Regions from separate parts of the Homo sapiens genome. Here region 1 is linked to region 2. The links are chromatin loops, found by intact Hi-C in ENCODE. Cell type or tissue: endothelial cell of umbilical vein. All regions are shown on one strand. Links, peaks and the distances in the headings refer to the core of each region. The heading gives the core; the rest is flanking DNA. Region 1 overlaps PTPRE (protein tyrosine phosphatase receptor type E). Region 2 overlaps PTPRE (protein tyrosine phosphatase receptor type E).

What was found. Hi-C counts contacts between places; a loop is a spot of excess contacts. Peaks named below come from ENCODE experiments on the same cell type or tissue, not always from the same donor. Only the 100,000 strongest peaks of a DNase experiment are listed, where the experiment ranks them.
Region 1: it touches region 2 in a loop (5-fold over the local background); 1 of 110 quality-filtered maps calls a loop at or near these places.

Annotation. Positions count from the first base shown.
Region 1 is chr10:127,940,036-127,949,797 of GRCh38, forward strand. The region is part of intron 1 of PTPRE (protein tyrosine phosphatase receptor type E); the gene reads left to right. Among named protein-coding and RNA genes, the nearest start is that of PTPRE-AS1, 11 kb to the left of the region's middle. In endothelial cell of umbilical vein, for the core only: no CTCF peak of the experiment used is centred there; a DNase peak (open chromatin) is centred at 5,526; H3K27ac peaks cover 4,625 bases.
Region 2 is chr10:128,005,910-128,015,671 of GRCh38, forward strand. The region is part of intron 2 of PTPRE (protein tyrosine phosphatase receptor type E); the gene reads left to right. Among named protein-coding and RNA genes, the nearest start is that of AS-PTPRE, 52 kb to the right of the region's middle. In endothelial cell of umbilical vein, for the core only: a CTCF peak has its summit at 5,610 (motif pointing left); DNase peaks (open chromatin) are centred at 4,002, 5,622 and 7,942; H3K27ac peaks cover 1,181 bases.

The DNA.
Region 1 (9,762 bases), core at 3,088-8,087, 66 kb before region 2:
GCAGATGGAGGCAGGTAGAGGCAGGAGGAGGCAAGATGAGGTAAGAGGAGCCAGGTGCGGGCAGGTGCAGGCAGATGTGAGCAGGTGGAGGCAGGAGACAGGAAGAGGCAAGAGGATGCCAGCTGCCTGAGGTGGCTGACAGCTTCACCCAGCTGAGGTTCTTGCCCATCCTATACACCCATCCCAGGACCTCTCTCTAAACACTCTGCTCTGACTTTGGCATTTCCTTGAATAAACACCCCAGAAGCTCCTCGTCTCCTTCATACAATAATCCAGTCTGCCTAGCCCAGTGAATGAGGGTTCTACCAGAGCCCAGCCAACCCCTAGGACAGCTCACATCCCACCATCCCTGAGGTACTGCAGGCTCACAGCCTTCCTGATGGACCACACCTGTGCACCGGGCTGGTCCCCTGCATGCACCTCTCATTCAAGTTGCCTTCCTCTGGGAAGCCCCCAGGGACTTCTTTTCTGTCCTGCACTGGCAGAGTCCCCCTGCTTCCCCTGCACCCAGCACATTCCTTCCTTCATCAGGTGTTGCTGCACCTCTGCTGCTGGGCAGGCTTGGTGCCAGGCACTGAACACACAGCTGAGTCCCAGATGGATGTCTTAGTGTCAGGAGACAGAGTAAAGTTCTAGGCCTATTGTCCATCGTTTCTTGAGACAGGGTCTTGCTCTGTTGCCCAAGCTAGCCTTGAACTCACAGGCTCAAGCTATCCTCCCACCTCAGCCTCCCGAGTAGTAGGGATTACAGGCTTACACCATTGCACCCAGCTGCCTGTTGTCTGCCTTGACATTCGTCCCAAGGTGCTGTGACCCAGTTCATTTGTCTGTGTCCCCTAGGAGACTATGACTTTCCTGCAGGCAGGGTTGTACCTTCTCATCTGCACCCTCAGTGCACTCAGGCAGGTAGTGTCCAGAAAATGCTTGAAGACAAGAAAGGTTCCCCCAGTGAGTCCATGCAGAGCAGAACGGCAAGCAGGGCAGGAGGCACCAAGCTGGCAGGGCAGGGTCTTGTCCCAGATGTACTGTGTCCTGGAGAATGATGTGCTAACCACATGCAGGCCGCCTGGGATGGAGAAGAGCAGTGGAGTGAGTCTTCCCTGCCTGGTGGGAGGTGGAGGCCCTGTGGCATCTGAGGTCAAGGTCACTGCCACTGGGCTGGCAGGGCTATTTCTCCAAATGTTAGAATCAAGAACTTCAGATTAAACTTCCCCTCTGCCTACTCCTTCCCCATGTCAGCATTGCTGAACAGCTGCCATTTAGCAATTGTGGGAGCAACACCTATTTATTGAGGGTCCATTCTGTTCTGGGCCCTGACACAGTAGCCCCAGGAGGTGTCACAAATGCAAGAGTCAGGCAGGTGTCATCATACATGAGCCAGGGGAGCCAGGTGGGCCTGAGCCGAGGGGAGCAACACCTATCCCGGCCACAGGGGTGCCCTGCTCAGGCTCAGCCCGCTGTGGGCTCACAGGAGCACGTCTTCTGATTTTTCAAGAGAAGCTGAGCACCTAGATTTTTGTGTGAAATGCTACAATTTAAAAATATAAACAATGAATGTAAACAAATCTTACACCAGGTAGGCTAAATAGGAGCCATTTCCTAGCCGCACTTGGTTTCTGGACAGCCAGTTTTCCACCTTGATTGATAAAAGAAATAACCATTCTTGGTTTTTTATTTACTTCCAGATCTCCATTCCCCTGCTCTTTCTACAATACAACTCCCACCCCCTCCATCTCACTAAAGCTCCCACTGATGCTCCTGAAGCCTTGATCTGTACATCCAGGCTTCCTTGGTTTGTGGCCACAAACCCCGAATCCCTCACTCTGATTTGCAGAGTAGGGGACAGGTGAGGGCTGGGCCCAGGGCAGAGCCACCAGTGAGAAGTTGGGCAACCCTTGATCTCATCAGTGTGGCCCAGACTGTGTCACTGGTAAGGGAAAAGGCAAAGAAAACAGGCAAAATATTGATGTTTATCTGCAGAGCTGAATGTCTTTTTATCTCATAGAAAAAAAAAAATAGGTCAGCCTCCCCTGAAATGCAGGGCAAGCCTCCTATAGTCCAGTCAAGAGCATTTCGAGTGTCACTTGCCATGGAAGGAAGCTGGAGACCACGATGTCAGAGAAATGAGAATGAGAGAAACAGAAGGAGAGCTGTGATATCCAGGTAGATGGTTTAAGCACAGGGAACCAAGGAATCTGTCTCCATCTGCTAGCAAACTGAGGCTCTAATCACTATCAGAAACGGAAGAATGTTGAGGAAAGGTGATCAGAGGTTTGGGTGCTGTTCATCAACCTGTCTAAAATGAAATTTTTAAAGTATGTTTTTCTTTAAATTGTACGACATCCTCGATTTATAAAGCAAATCAACTAACAAAGCTATGCCTTTGTGGGCACTCAACTTGATCCTTTGTCTTTAGGTTAAAAACCAAATCCTACAAAATGTCCATCAAGGGATGAATGAATAACCAAAATGTGGTCATACATGCAATGGAATGCTGTTCCGTCCTAAAAAGGAAGGAGCTCCTCTCATTTGCTGCAACACGGATGAACCTGGAAGACGTACTGAGTGGAATAAGCCAGTTACACACAGACAAATACTGTATGATTCCACTCACATGAGGTCCCTAGAGTAGTCAAATTTGTAGAGACAGAAAGTTGAATGGTGGGTGTCAGGGGCTGGAGAGAGAGGGATGGAGGGTTATGTTTAAGAGGGACAGAGTTTCAGTTTGGGAAGAGGAAGAAGTACTGGGGCGAGGTAGTGATGATGGTTGCACAGCAGTGTAAATGCACGTAATGCCCCTGAACTGTACACTCAAAAAGGGTTGAAATGTTCAATTTCATTTTACACGTACATTACCACAATTTAAAAAACTCATACAAGAGCAGGAATTTCAGGGCCGCATCTGTTATCATAAAACCATGGCACTGTTGAGACTCGGAAGCAATTTTAATCACGTGGGCCAGGAAACCGGTGACTTTCTTATCTCTTTGATCTCATGGAAACACCAACACTGTTTTCATGTGTTTTATTCTTCTCTTCCCAGCTCTGCCAGACATCCACACATCCTGTCTAATGAAAACAGTAAGACTGTTTAAACTCCAGAGGTCATGTAAGGAAATCATTCCTAAATGTGTAGTTCAGAGTAAAAAGTGCTCTTGTCGATAGCAACTTTTCATAAATTTGTTTTTCTGAGCGTCACAGTGGTATTTGTTCATCTCTAAAAATCTGGATTGTTTCAAGATGATTTTTAAAATTATTTATAAGGAACCCCCAAACTTGCCTGGCTGCCAGTCTCTCACACTCCCTGTAACCCTCGAGTTGAGGAGTAGGTTGCTAATCCTCTCCTAGAGTGTCTCTGCCACCAGCCTGGAAGGCACTGGGGCTCCATGAGTTCCTGCAGCTCTTTGTCTGTGCATGCGAGAACTTTCCCGTCGTCTTCTCCCATGCAGGAGGGAGACGGCTACCTGAGCCTCTGAGTCTAGGTTGAAGGAAGGTCGGTGAAGACCCCACCCACAGTGAGACAATGCGGTGGTCATGGGGAAGCTCCACCCACCAACACCCCAAGCCCCAGAAGTTCTGCTGCCTGGAATGCGCAGGAGGCTTCCAGGGCAGCTGAGGTGACTCTGATTTCATTTGCTCAGGCAGATGGTATTGGAGAGACTCAGCCACTTTATTCTGCAGTTGGTCAGCACTTCCCAAGGGGATTTTATTGGTCTTCTCCAAACTCTCTTAATTCCAGACCTTCCCAGCCTCACATTTGCTAGTCTCAGAACAGAGCTAAGGAGGCCTGTTCCTCACGAGCTGGACAGGCAGACTGGAATGACCGTGCCCACTGCTGGGGTGGCAGTATTGGGCATGGTGTATGAGTGTGTGTGGGTTGACCTGGCTGTGGACTCTGGGTGGAAGGAGGAGGAAGTAGTTCCTATGGGCATTGGGGCTGGGAAGTCTAATTAGAAGCAATAGTGTTGGCCCAACAAGTGGGGCATTTGTGCACGACAGAACCTAAGGGCACACAAAGTTGCTCCTGTCAGGGATGTGAGTCAGCCAATGGCCAAGCTTTGACTTTCGGCCAGGGTGGAGAGTGGCAGCAAATCATGGTTCTGCTGCTGGAAGGACTGAAGTCCAGGGAATATTACTGCTCAGAGGGCCTGATAAGAATCCAGGGACCAGAACTGGGGTATAAAGTAGGACTGAGAATTAAGAGGAAGACCACAGCTGTTGTGTCACATGCAGCATGATAGTCAGGGATGGATGAGCACCTCTGGGAGGTACTTGATAAATATTGATTGAATGGCTAAATGGTGGGTGGGTGGATGGATGGATGGACGATGGACAGATGGATGGATATGTGGATGGATGGATGGATGGATGGATGGATGCATGCATGGATAAGTGGATGGATGGATGGACAGATGGATGGATACATGGACAGACGGATGGATGGATGGATGGATGGATGGATGGATGGATGGATGGATGGGTGGATGGATGGATAAATGGATGGATGGATAAGTGGATGGATGGATGGGTGGATAGATGGATGGATAGGTTAGTGAGGTTAGAAAAGTAGGCAGAAACTGGATCATGAAGGCCCTATAAGGATTTTGCACATAATAGAAGGTCATTTGAGGAGATTGAGCAGGAGAGTGACAAATGGAACTGTGTATTTGAAAGATCTCTGTGGCTCCACGTGGATAGCAGGCTGGTGTAGGTACAAGACTGGAAGCAAGAGACTAGCTAGGGGGTTGTTGCAGTGAAAGAAGATAGTGGCATAAAATTAGGTAGGTGGCAATGAGATGGAGAGAGTGGGCAGATTCCACACATTTTTAGAAAGCCTGAAGATCAGGAATCAGTGACTGTTCTTTAGATGTGTGGGGAAAAAGAGGGCGGCATCTAGAGTGACCCCCAGTGGGCTGGACAGCTGGGGGGATGGTGGCACCTTCTATCAAAATAATGGGGGAAAGGAAGAGAAGGCTAGGGATGGATCGTTGTGACTGTCATGGGCCAGGAGTGCCTTGTGGCATGGATCTGTTTATAAGCCTATCTCCTTCATTGGACCTCAGGAAAGACCCTCCAGCTTCCTCACCCTTCCCCTGCACATCCAGAGCTTAGTGCAGTGCCCAGTACCTGGTTGGTTTTCGAAGTTATTGGACTAAAGAGTGAATATGGATCTGGGATTAGACAGTCTTTAAGATCATTCCCTGCTTAGTTGTGCTGCTGTAGCAACATTCATACATGGGGGTGAGAGGGGTGACTTGCGGAACTGGCAACTCAATGTGGAGAATCTTCCAGGGCAAGCAGGTAGAGGAGAAAAGGCCTCTGTGCCTGACCTCATATCTGAAGCCCAAGGCAACATGCCAGCCAGACTTTGGGCTCCTTGCCTGTGGACACCTGTGTCTTACTGTCTGCTCTGGGCTCTCCTTTGAGGAGGCCTCTGTCTCAGAACAAATGTCACAAACAATGAATGCCATGCTTCAAAGGAAGCTGATGTATGGAGCGTGTGTCACCTTCCTCTACAGGAATGGGGTTTGGCAGTGATCCAAAGACTCACTGTTATGACATGTTCTCAGGGAAGTAGGTCATATGTCCCCAGGGTATTCAGAGAGGCCTGTGAGTGTGAGATGTTTGGGCTGAGCAGGGCTTTCTTCCTCTCAAGGCTCCAAAGGGCGGGCCAACAGGTCATTTGGTTTTTCTCAGTGATATGTTTTCCTCCTCAAGATTCATCACCCCTCTCTCCTCCTCTGCTTGTTCTGAGGCAAATGGACACAGAAATACATTCTCTGTTTTATCCTTCATCGTTGCTAACCCCTGTGGGGTCGCTGACATCATGGAGTTCTCTTCTGGTCGTGCATATTGTAGCTCATGAAGAAAAGGTTGTAAATCACCATTTCAGGATGTTCTGCCTTTGACCTACTATGACTCCATGGAGTATCCCCTACAGAGCTCTCTGTGGGTCTCTGAGAGGCATTGGTGTGTGGCTGCATCTGGCACCTTGAGGTGAAGATGGGCCAGGAGTAGATCCAGGAGGAGCACAGCAGAGCATAGGAGGTGGCTGGAGAAGAAGGTCAGATGCTGTGGGGTCAGGAAGTGCCTGTCAGAGAAGCACCTGGGAGTTTGTTTCTGGCTGAGGCCAGCAAGGGGTGCAGGCTGCATGACTTCCTTCTTCTGAATCTTCCTTTCAGGGCCCAAGTACAAAGAGAAAACACACATCAAAATGCTTGGAGAATGAATGGCTATTCGTGTATATACCATTTCACTGATATTGATAACTTACTATGTGGCCGATCCTGCTCAAGGGCCTAGGAAGAAAAAGAACTCTCAGCCCTCATTTTGGGGCAAATAAGTAAGGATATATATACAAGGATGTTTATTGCGGCAAAAAATAAAACACTAAATTTATAATGGCAAGGCCTGTCAACAGGGAAAGATTGAAAAGAGATTGATTCTGCATCTGCATCATGGAGCAGTCTGCAGCCCCTGGGAGATATTCATCAGACCTCGCAGGCTGGCAGGGAGGGATTTCCACCCCGCATTGGTAAGAGAGAAGAGCAAGATGCGCTTGCACATTGCACCTGTGCACACTTGCTCATCTGTAATTGTGGGTACAGGGACAAAGGTGTGTGCAGACACACTGCAGGTCACAAAGACTGCATAGAGGCATAGAGTGAAAGTGGGTACAGAAAAGGGGAGGAGTAGGAAGAAAAGAAACAAGGAATCACAGGACACGGCAGCTCGTGTCTGTAATCCCAGCACTCTGAGAGGCTGAGGTGGGAGGATCACTTGAGCCCAGGAGTTCGAGACCAACCTGGGCAACATCGTGAGACCCTGGCTCTGCTAAAAACTAAAGCCAGATGTGATGGCTTGTGACTGTAGTCCTAGCTACTGGGGAGGCTGAGGCAGGAGGATCCCTCGAGCTCAGGAGGGCAAGGCCACCATGATTGTGCCACTACACTCCAGCTTAGATGACAGAATGAGACCCTGTCTCAAAAAAAAAAAAAAAAGCTATATGTTTTTAAATATCATTTATAGTGTGATTTGTGTAAAATTGCATAGACACAGAGAAGGGTTTACGCCATGGGACAGCCACGAAAATGTGATAGCACTTCAGTTTGACTTTAAAAAAAATACTCTTGTGCATTGTTCAATTGTTTTTATAATACAGTGATCACATTTATTTAGTGATTGGAAAAGAGGTTATATTTTAGTTTTGGAAAATTAAATAAGTGTAGATGTGAAAACAAAATAAATAAAAATTCTCAGAGGTATGTTTATCTAAAGTGAGCCAGATTCACGTGCATTCAAAACTCCTCTCCTAGGAAAACCTCCCCTGATTGTCTTCTTCAACTGTTAGGAAATAGTGTTGAGGTGTTGCCACACCCTGAGGCCCATTCTCCCCTATGCTGTGTGTTAGAAGTCTGTCTCTTGCTCTGAAGAATTCAGGTTTGTCCCATGGGTTTACATTTTATTTATCTCTTAATGCTTACATCCTCTGATGCCTCTGACATTTTACCTTGTCTTTGGACAAATTTTCACAATGTTTAAAAGGTATGCTTTAAAAAGATATGCTCTTACATAACTTTTCTGTGCCCGGCTATTCTCCCATATGTTAAAGGAGGCCTCCTTTCCCTGGACCACCATGACCACCCGAGGGACTTGCAGGTTGCCAGGGCATCACCTGTCATGTTCTTTTATGGAAAGAATCTGGACTGGAGCACATGAGCTCAAGAAAAATCTCGGACTTAAAATTCAGTCTACAAGAGAAACTGACATTGTCTTGGACCTGTGTAATGGGCAAAGTTCAGAGTCTCTGGGGTACAGGGAAGTAGGTCAGGGAGTGGGGAAACTGAGGCCTGTTGTGGGACTTCTCAGCCCACCCTAATTAGAGGGGTTGAGCCAACCCCCCAATAAATACCTTCTCATGTGACAGCATGGGACGTGAGATGGGAAAGGCCCATCAGCTAAATGCGAGCCACACCGTGAAGGATGCCCCATGCCATGCCCAAGGGTTTGGGTTTTCTCCTAGGAGGGGTGAAGAGCTGCTGAAGCTTTTGAGCCCTGTAGATGCTTAGATGTGTGTTGGGCCACTCCGTTGGCCCCCAGGAGAGCAGATGGGGAAGGGTGAGCCTAGGCTTAGAAGACCAGCACAGAGTCCTGAGCTTGGGGATGTGCACACACCATCACCCCCTCCTTTTTTTTTGTTTAAGAGAGACTTTATTTTAGGGCATTTTAAATTCACAGCAAAATTGAGTGGAAGGTAGAGAGATTTCCCATATGCCCCTTAACCCTACACACACACAGCCTCCCCACTCTCATTATCCTACACGTCATCATCACCCAGAGTCCATAGTCTGTGTTGGGGCTCACTCTTGGTGTTGTACATTCTATGCATTTGGACAGATATATGACATGTATCCACCATGGCCGTGTCATATAGAATGGTTTTACTGCCCTAAGCATCCTCTGTGATCCATCCATTTATTCTCCCTCCCTGTGAACCTGGCAACCACTGATTTTTTTACTGTCTCCATAGTTTTGCCTTTTCTAGAATGTCATGTGGTTGGAATCATATAATATGTAGCTTTTTCAGATTGGCTTCTTTCACTTAATAATACACATTTAAGGTTCTTCCCAGGCTTTTCATGAGTTGATAGTTCATTTCCTTTTAGCGCTGAATAGCATTTTATTGTCCGGAGGTACCACAGTTTATTTAGCCAGTCACCTACATTGTGATGGTTAATTTGAGGTGCCAACTTGACAGGATTAAGGAATACCTAAAAACTTGGTAGTGTAGTATTTTGGAGTATATCCTTCCAGAGGAATTTAGCATTTGAGCCTGAGTGAATTAGGTGGAGAAGGTTCACCCTCAGTGTGCATGGGCAACATCCGATCTGCTGGGGACCCAGACACGACAAAAACAGGAAAGGTGACTGTGTCGATCTGTCTGCTGGAACTGGGATACACCCTGCCTCTCCTGACCCTGGACAATTCCAGGCTTGTCAGCCTTTGGATTCCAGAACTTACACCAGTGCCCCACCCTCAATCCATCCCCTGGTTCTCAGGCCTTTGGCCACGGACTGGGAATTTCACCAACACCTTCGCTGGTTCTGCAGCCTTCAGACCTGGACTGAACCATGCTGCTAGTGTGCCAGGGTCTTCAGCTTGAAGATGGCCTGTTGTGGGACTTCTCAGCCAACCCTAATTAGAAGGGTTGAGCCAACCCTCAAGTAAATCCCTTCCCATGTGTCTATCTAGCTATGCATATTCTATTAGTTCTGTCTCTCTGGAGAACCCTGGCTAATACAGATTTTGGTACCAGGAGTGGTTCTAGAGGAAACAATTTTAATTTTTGGTTTTGGAGTTTCTGGAATTGGCTCTCTAACCTGTTTAGAACTAAAAATGCTGGAGACTCTACTTCTAATAGCGCAGAGAGCACTGATAGATCACGTGCTTACTGTTTGTAAATATGCAAAATAAATACATCCATACTCCTAATTCACCACTTATAAAAGGCAAATAATTTAGAGACTTTATACCTGATACGTTTGAACATTTGAGGAAAACCAAAGAATATGCCACGTTCATTGGTTGCTCCTAGCACGGCTAAACCAAGTGATGAGAGAAAGGGGTGAGCTCCGGTATTCACATAAATGACCTGAGTTTCTACATGTGCCCTGGGTCAGAATCTTCTCTCCCGTAGCCACAGGGCTGAAATTGCTGAAAATCAAACACAAGCCTTTGTCCCTCGATTGACTGAATTACCGC
Region 2 (9,762 bases), core at 3,129-8,128:
TTCCCCAGCTTGTGGTTGCCTCCCTCCAGCTTCCACCTCCATCTTCATGTGGCCTTCCTCTCAGTATACATGTGTGTGCCACCTCCTCTTCTTATAAAGACACCAGTCATTGGATTAGGGTCCACCCTAATCCATGATGACCTCATCTTAACTAACTACATCTGCAATGACCCTATTTCTAAATAAGGTCACATTCTGAGGTTCCAGATGGTCATGAATTTGGGGGACACTGTCAACCCCCAGTACTGCATTGTTTGCAGCTGGCTGATGACCCATTCCCACTGAAGGTCTTGAGGCATGACTGACACCACTGAGTTTCCCAAAACCAACCTGGTGCATCCACTTTCACTCTGAAGTTCTGACCTAAATTGGCATTGGCACCATCAGGGTCCCTGGGTATTTCACAGAAGAGCGGGGAAGCAGATTTTCACAGACAAGGTTCAACCTGAGCACAGGAATTGTACGCCTAATCACCTAATCAACTTGTAGGTGCCTCTCAGGTACTTAACGTTGACTTGAAAATCATTGCTTAATTTAGGTCTGTTTCCTGTCTGAACTAAATAGAGTCCAGGAGGTTTATAGTCTTTCATGCTTGCTAAATTGTGTTTTACTTGGCTTCCAACTAAAAATGAGAGATCAAACTATACTTACGCTATGTTGATACAGAGTTCCGTCTTTATTGCAAACTTCACCACGTGGAGCTGGAAGACGTCTGAGTTCAGGGATCATGTTTTTGTCTTTGTTTGCCTGACTCTGCCAGACCTGGGGTACAGCAGCAAGGAGACCCATAAACATTTGGGGGGATAAAAGAATAGAGAAAACATAGTCCGGGTGAATGAAGGGGCCTTTCCTGCACCCCAGAGATGGTGTCAAGTCCCACAAAAGACTCTTTTATACCAGAAGAAAAGTATTTCTGTCATGGCTCTGCCATAAAGTATTCTCTCTCCTCCTTCCAACCTCCCCATTGTCACTGAATTTCAAATAAAATGATACTCTTTGCTCAAAAACGACACCAGAGTTTGATACAGCTCAAGTACAACTCCACGGCTCCTAGTCAGGTCAACTCTTATTTGACCTGAACATTGCTAAGCACAATTGAATAAACTCAAACTCTCACTGCCTATTTCCTATTTTCCCATTACCTGATTTTCTAGAAGATTGTGACATATATTTATTTTGAGGTTTCTCTCTCTCTCTTTTTTTTAAGTAACCAAGCAAGGGGTTCTCTCTCAAAAGACATACAATTCTGTGGCTCTACATTGATAAATATTTGAGGGGATGTGGCTGAGTGTTTATAGAGACCTGGGTGGGGGAAAAATACTGCTCAACTCCAACCTTTTTTCATAAACCTTTTGGCTAGTTCATTCACTCCTTGAACAAATATTTATGAAGCACTTATTTTAATGACGCAAGGGTTTTTCCAGGTAGGCCAGAATTAAAATTAAGTTCTGAGTGGAGATGTTTAGAATCCACAAACCACACAGTATTAACCTCTGTTAGTGCCAAAATAATCCATGGATATTATTTGGGTAGGGGGAGGAGTTAAAGTAAATATTTCCAATGGATTTCTGGAATTTACAAAATGTGTGTCCATTTATCCTGAAAGGGGATGTTTGTCTGTTTCAATAGAGCTTCCCATACTTGTCCCGATAAAATCTTACAATGTTTCAGAATAATTCCCACGTCTTATGAGCTATGACCCTGGAGATGTGGGTTTCTGAAGTCTGGTTGCTTTCACACTGCTGGGATTTGAATTCAGGCTCTGCCGTTTTACCAGCTGAGAAGCCTTAGGCAGATTACTTAACCTCTCTGATCCTCAGTGTGCACAGCTGGAAGGCAGGCACCATGAGAGTCTTGTACTGTCTCAGAGAGCTGCTTTGGGATCAGATGTGTTCTGTAGAGAAAGCGCCATGAAGACATCATGCCCTGATCAGCATCCGCATCTTGACTTTTGCTCATCTGTGCAACTTGCTCGGCTTCTGTACATGATTGTCTCTGAAATAAGAGGGCACCTTCTGCCTCACACACCTTGTTCCTACATTGATAAACCCTCCTACATCCCAATACTGACTTAGGGATGGAACCCCGAGCTTCTCATCACACCTGCTGCTTACAGGGGTTGCACTGGGGCTGGTAGTCAGCTTCCTCCAGGAAGAAGGCATCTCTCACCACTGGGGAGGCACAGGAGGCACCACGCCACGTGTGCCTGTCTGCAGAGTCCCCTGCCCAGGGTACATGCCCCTGGGAAAACTGCCCAAGGGAAACAGTGCATCCACCATCTCTGTCTGCAGCCCCGCTGGCTCGTCCGCCCTCGCCTCCCTCCCTCCCTTTCACCCTCCCTCCCTCTCTCCCTCATTCCCTCCCTCCCTCCCTCCAGGTGCCTTTGCAGCCTCAGGGCATTCACACTGCACCTCTGGCCTCCTCCTGGAGCTTCTGGAAGGTGAGATAAAGTCCCTGGGATGCCAAGCTCTCTCTGGACCTGAAAAAGCCTCCCATCAAGGAGAGAAATCCTAGAGATGCTTAGCAAAAGTTTCAGTAGCCAGGGATAATGTCAAACAGCCAGTCCCGGGTTTCTAAACCCAGTTGATCAATATCCCCTTTATTCTAGTAGGTCAGGGGACTCTGGAGTTGGGGGTGGTATTTCCTGGGAGACAGCCAGCCTGGGCTAGTGGAGCATCCCGCCTTTGCTTTTGGTATGGGAAGGAGCCCGACACACCTGGTCTTTCTCAACTCCTGCAAGTCACGTCTTCCCAGAATCTACTGTGGTAATTCCGGCCAGGACTCAAGGATGTAAGAAGTAGGAGACGCAGGATCAGGGGCACAGAGCTGCCAGCCCTTTCTCAGAAGCACATCAGCTGAATAAATGCACCAAAGCCTCCAGGCATCCAGCCTGTGTCCTCATCCTGCCAGGGCCCCTGCTCCTCCTGTCACTGATGAATGCAGCCAGTCAGTCAATCAACAAACCTGCATGAATTCAGTGCCCAGTGCTAAGTCCCAGAAGTGACAGAGAGACAGAGAGAGGAGTCTCTGGTCTGGCTGGGGCTGGGTTACTTTGTTTCCTGCAAATCTTACCAGGAGTGCACCTTGTCAGTCAGGGGTTGCTTGGAAACTCAGTCCTGGAGGCCCGGCCAGCTACAGTGTCACCTCCAACATGGTGCTGGCTGTCACCGCAAGCCACAGAAGCACCTTTTCTCCTGGCAGCTGGGAGCTGCAGCATCCAGGAGGGGTCTCACTGTCCAGCAGCCTGCACATTCTGGAGGTTCATATCTTTGGGACTGAAAATTGGGGTCCCCTTTAAATTTCCGTCTCCTGCTCAGGAATGTCAGTGCATAATAAGAGAAATAAAATGGATTTTGTTGCCTTCTCGTTTGGTTGCCTTTGAGCCAACATATTTTAAAGTGTTTGTTTACATTCCAGAAAAGGGTAAAACATCAACGGCAGGTGAGCTTGATGTTCTGTTAATTCCTGAGAGATCAGGGATGTTTTCTTGTGTTCGTGAACAACTCGGGGAGAGCTGAAGGGTGCGGCAGGTTCTGTGAGACTTGGTCTCTGCTTCAGGGCACGGAGCTGACATTTGCAAAGGCCCCCTGTGTGCCAGCCAGTGCCAAGGGCATGCTTCTTCCCTGTGGAGCTTCCCCCGAGGTGCAGCGAGGTCACTATTGTGCCTGTTTTACTCTGAGCCGGAAAGAGCTGGCCCAGAGCTACACGGCTGGTGGACTGGAGCTCGGGTCGTCCTGAACTTGTGGCCCAGGCTCTTTGCAGTGCGTGTGCTGCAAAGGACAGCCCTGAAAGATGCTGAAAAGAATTCAGTCATTTAGGTTTTAAAACTTGGGCTTTCCCAGCTCCTTCATTGTTTAAATATCACCAATGAAATGGAGGAAATTTATTTAGCACATAATTGTAGTCTCGTTTCATATGAAGACAACAACATTTCTCTCTTGTTTCTGAGTGGTGGCCTCACCCCCCTCCATGGCCAGGAGTCAGGGGGACATATGAGTCACCGTCCAAGCCCTGACCCTTATGAGAGAAAGCAGGCAAGACTGATAATTGCACTGAGCAATGACCATGAGCTGAGATGGTCTGGAACTCACAGGGGCACGTGGTCACCCTATTTATAGAACATCTTACAGTGATGAGGGCCATTCATTCATTCATTCACTCACTCACTTATTCATCCCTCAAGTCCTTCTGGGCAGCCCCTGGGTGCCAGGCCCTTTGCTGGCCGTAAACCAGGCCGACTTGTCCCCAGCCCTTCCAGCCTGGATACCTGAGTGGGGGTGGTTTGTAGCCCCTCTGTTCTCACACCAGAGATTACTTCCCATTTTATAGGTTGCCAAATGTACATGAGCGCCCACACACAGAAAATGGCAGAGCCCAGGGACTCTGAAGCCTGGTGGTTGAGGTATGCCCAGCCTTTGCTAAAGACAGCAGAGAATAGCTTGGCTTGGGGAATTGAAATTTTTTCTTGCCTGAGAAATATGAGAACTCCTCCCTTTGCCGGGGCACAGATCCCATCACCACCAGGTCAGGGAAGAGACCATGCGGTTCCCAGCCCAGTGCTCTCTGCCTTTTTCTCTCTCCTACTTCCTTCTCCTCTCAACTTTAGATCCCCAGCCACAACCGTCAAACCCTGTTCCTTTTCTTTTCTTTTCTTTTCTTTTCTTTTCTTTTCTTTTCTTTTCTTTCCTTTTGAGATGGAGTCTCGCTCTGTCGCCCAGGCTGGAGGGCAGTGAGGGCAGTGGCGCGATCTTGGCTTACTACAAGCTCCGCCTCCCGGGTTCACACCATTCTCCTGCCTCAGCCTCCTGAGTAGCTGGGACTACAGGTGCCCGCGGACACGCCCGGCTAATTTTTTGTATTTTTAGTCGAGATGGGGTTTCACCGTGTTAGCCAGGATGGTCTTGATCTCCTGACTTCGTGATCCACCTGCCTCGGCCTCCCAAAGTGCTGGGATTACAGGCGTGAGCCACTGCTCCCGGCCTTAAACCCTGGTTCCTTAAACAGCTGGTAACCCATCCATTAAGCGGAAGGCAGGCAGAAGGTTCGTGTCCCAGGAGCCACCCGTCTTCCTGAATTGCCACCCCTGTCCTAAGCATGACACTTCATTTGTACATACTTTGAGTTATAGTCTCCAGAATAATTAATTTTAATATTTATGGAAGAATCGATTCCGTGGGAAGAAAGCCAATTTCCTGAACATGGCATGCGGTTTAATGGGTAATTCTCTCTGTCATTCTAGGCAAGAAAAGTCCATTTGGGTGTTAAATTTCTTGGCTGGGGTAGAGATAACAGACCCACAGATTGTAAAATTCCAGGCTGGGACATGGGTGTGAGGATGACTTTTGGGAATTCAGATGAATCTTAGAATGCTAGTTCCTAATTAATCACTGTAACACGGCGAGTGAATGGAGAGGAAAAGCTATTTAAGAACAAATGTTTGGGCATTGGTGAAGTGGTTACGTTTCTAGAGTGATCCTGCAAGGATACTGGTTGAGGTGACTGGGGGACCCCGGAGGAGGCGCGGGTTAGGAAGGTTCTGAGCGTGGCCTGGGCGCACCAGGCGGGTGCGCGGTAGACGTTCCTGTGGCTTACCCGACGGTGCCACCTTCTGGTCACCTCTGGCATAGCACCCGGGCTTCAAGCTTGGCGCATGCGCGGAAGCGTCCCCGTAGCCCGACCCCATCCCTAATGCTTCCAAATTCAGGTGCTAAGTTGAGCCCATAAAATGCAAAGTTATAACACCATTTCACTAGAAATTCCTTTTAGGACACTCCTGTCACTCTATGCTTCCTCTATCTGTCCTGTTGGGCTGTGAGCATCCTAGGGGCTCCCCCCTCCACCCCAAGAGGGTGCCATGGCTGGTGCCCAGCCAAGCTCAGCAACTGTGGGTGCCTCACACGTGCCAGTTCACAGGCGGTGGCCTAAACACCTGGAATGTGGCTGTCACTGTCCCCCTCCCACCAGCTCAGAGCAGAACCTGGGCCAGAGAGTCCACCTGTGTCCTCACCCATCCTAAGGGCGGAAACTGTCCCAAGATCAGAGAAGGGAAAAACCTCTAAGAGACAGATGACATGCCCAGGGTGACAAGATAGACAGCCCAGGTGTGAACCCAGGTCCACCTGTCTCCTGGCTCAGAGTGACAAGATTGTGAGCCTGGGTGTGAACCCAGGTCCACCTGTCTCCTGGCTCAGAGTGACAAGATTGTGAGCCCGGGTGTGAACCCAGGTCCACCTGTCTCCTGGCTCAGAGTGACAAGATTGTGAGCCCAGGTGTGAATCCAGGTCCACCTGTCTCCTGTGTTGGGGCTCTTTTCAGAGTGCTGGCCGCCTCCTGGAGCCTCCCAATGCAACTCACCTTTGCAACTCAAGGGTGATTTTAGGGCAATAAAATGCTCCAGGATAGATCTGACCTTGTGGTCACTCAAGAGTCCAGCAACTTCCTGGCCAATAAACCAAACTTCTCCTTGCCCTGCACCTGTGAGGTCTGGCCCATCCTCCCCATGAGCCTGAGCTAGTAAATATCCAGTGTCACCTGCTACCCTTGCTTTGCTGAGAAGCCCCAGATGAAGCTCCTCACCATGGCAGCGAGGCACCCACCCAGCCTTGGGAGAGAGGCTCATGCCATCAGCTTTGTCCTAACAGCTGTGCTGTTGAACGCCTGGGTTTCTGCTCAGCTCAGGAGTCATTAAGGTGCACCTGCTACTTGCTAGGCATGGACGAGGCATCATTTCCTGTCCTTGGGAGCTTCACAAGAGCAGAGGTGGGGGCTAGCTCTGGTGGCATATTCAGCACCTAGGACACCTATGTCAAATACAAGGATTCCAGTAATTTTTCAAAAGGTTGGCACCAGCCACTCCCCACAACCCTACCTTGAACCCACTGAAGTCTTTTTCAGGGGAGTGTGGTCTCCCAGTTAGACTAGAAATCCCTGGAAGGCAGCAAGGTTGTCGAATCTGGTTAATTAAACAAGGCCTCCTTCCCTGCTCTGTATCCAGAAGACAGTCAGTAAATATTTGTTAAACAAATAAACACATTTCTATTACTGGCTCTTGGTCAGTAAAATCAGCATTTCTTTAAAAATTCATGAGCGCCGTAGTGCTTCCCACTGTGAGAGCAAGCCATGTTATGAAATTGGCATGAATTTTCTATTAAAGAGAAGAGTCTATTTAATAAAATACTCCCAAAGGGTAGCTTTTTGGGTTACTGCTGTGCTGCATTATAATTTTCTATAATTACATGCTGTTGACTGTAGTTTACCAACAGAGTGTCAGTAAAGAAAAACGTAACCCTGGAACTGTATTACTTCAAGTGTGTAGCCTTACCAAATGGAAACTCATCGGTTAGCTGGGTCGAGGGTGGCAAAGAGAGTGTTCTCCGAAGTCGTGAGTAGAGGAAACATAAAGTTGCCCTGCAGCTCTCAATGTGTGCGGTCAAAACAAATAGCTGGGGGGATCTGTTAGGAAACCTGTTGGGATAATCTAGAAATGGAGGGAGAATCCTATCTTGGAGCGCCACTGGGGGCTGCTAGTAGAAAGGAGTTTGATGGACAGCAGCTTTAAGGGGCAGCACCTGCTGAGAAAAGCAATCCTTTAAACGGTCACATGGTAGACAGAGGAGGGATGTGCTATGATCTGAATGTCTGTGTCCCCCCCCAGATTTATATGCTGAAATCTGATCACCAATGTGCTGGGTTGAGGAGGCGGGGCCTTGGGAGGTGATTAGGTCATGAAGGTGGAGCCCTCTTGAATGGGATTAGTGCCCTTACAAAATAGGCTCCAGGGGACCTATTTGTTGAGGACACAGCAAAAAGGTCTTGAACAGGCAGAGGGCCCTCCCCAGACACCACATCCGCTGGCACCTTCATCCTGGACTTCTCAGCTTTCAGAACTGTGAGGAGCTTCTGTTGTTTACCCAGTCTAAGATATTTTGTTATGGCAGCTGGGCTGACTAAGACAGTGTGTAGAGGGAGTTTCCCGAAGGCAGGGCTGTGTTTGTTGTGTTCACCTTTGAATGCAAGTAGGTGCCAGTAAGTAGTGGAATGCATGCATGTGTGCGTGCAGGAGGCTACCACGGAATTAGACAAGACCCAATGTGCCCCTACCTCTGCCATTCTCTTGAAGTGTGCCTCAGGCCAAATTGCCTGTCCTCTCTGGGTCGTGGTCATCTCTGTTCTAGATGAGGATTCTGATCCTCCGTCCCAGACTGGCTGGCAAAGCAGGAGATGCACCACCCTAACAAGTCTGATGAGGACCAGGGCTTTGGCAGGGACCCCAGCTCCACAGGTCCCCTCCAGGCACTGGCAGAGGGTGCGTCCCCTCACAGCTGGGGTGTCCAGGGAGGTTGTGAAGCAGCTTCTCTGAGTTATAAAATATGGAGCGTTCTCTCCTTAGTTGCAATTTGGGGTCAAATGTTCTCCCAAACAACCGGAGGAGCAGTTATAAATAATGCATGCACATTGTTTGGCCCAATTAACATTCTTCAGAAGATGGGGGCAATTCTTTGAAGTCTCTTCCTTCAAACGGCGTGTATCGAGGGGGACATTGACACACCCCTGTTGGGCTGGGCCAAGCTTTTGCCCTAATTAGATATTTACACAAGAGACCCATGCGAGGAGGGCGGATTTATTTTTAATAAAAGAAGATTAAAATCTGTGTATCTGCAGCATATTAAGGAAGACTGAACCAAATTAAAAATTCTCCCACAACTTTGAATAGTGGGGGCCTGGAAAAGGAAGCATTTCACTTGGAATTTACTAAAAGTTGTTGCTTTGAGTCAGGAAGAAAAAAAATCAGCAATCCCCCATCCCCCGTCTCAACCCCAGCTTCACCTTGGCTTGTTGGCGCTCCCAGTGAGGGCACTGGGGGTGGTCAGCGGAGCCCTCTGCATTTGACGAGCCACTATAAACCCAAACCCTGTGGCTGGGCGTCCATTTGTGGAACTGCAGCCCCAGGCTGGTAGGAAGGAGACAGTGGAGATGACATGGCTGGGAATGGGATGGGGTGGGGGCCATGCTGACACTCTGCAAGCTCAGGGACCAGCCCAGAGGGTCACACAAGAGTGCATGCCACACCCGGTCTTCCCGAGAGAAGACAGATCTCCAGACTTTCATGTGGACTCCTCTGATTCTAAATATTTCAAACTAATTTAAAACCTTTGTAAACATATATACTTCCTCTTCCAACCTAGAAATTCCACTTACGGTTGTTGACCCCAAATACATGAAGAAATGTGTCCACAAAAAGACCTGTACCCAAGCATTCATAGCAAAGACCTGTACCCAAGCATTCATAGCAGCTTTGTTTATAAGAGCAAACTAACTGAAACAACTCAAATGTGTATCAAGAGGAGAATGGGGCCGGGCCTCGTGGCTCACGCCTATAATCCCAGCACTTTGGGAGGTCAAGGCAGAAGAATCGCTTAAGCTCAGGAGTTGAAGACCAGCCTGGACAACATAGGAAGACCTCTTTTTTTTTTTTGAGATGGAGTCTCGCTCTGTCGCCCAGGCTGAAGTGCAGTGGCGTGATCTCGGCTCACTGCAAGCTCCGCCTCCTGGGTTCACACCATTCTCCTGCCTCAGCCTCCTGAGTAGCTGGGACTACAGGCACCCGCCACCACACCTAGCTAATTTTTTGTATTTTTAGTAGAGATGGGGTTTCACCGTGTTAGCCAGGATGGTCTTGATCTCCTGACTTCGTGATCCACCCGCCTCAGCCTCCCAAAGTGCTGGGATTACGTGAGCTACCACGTCCAGCTGAGCTCATCT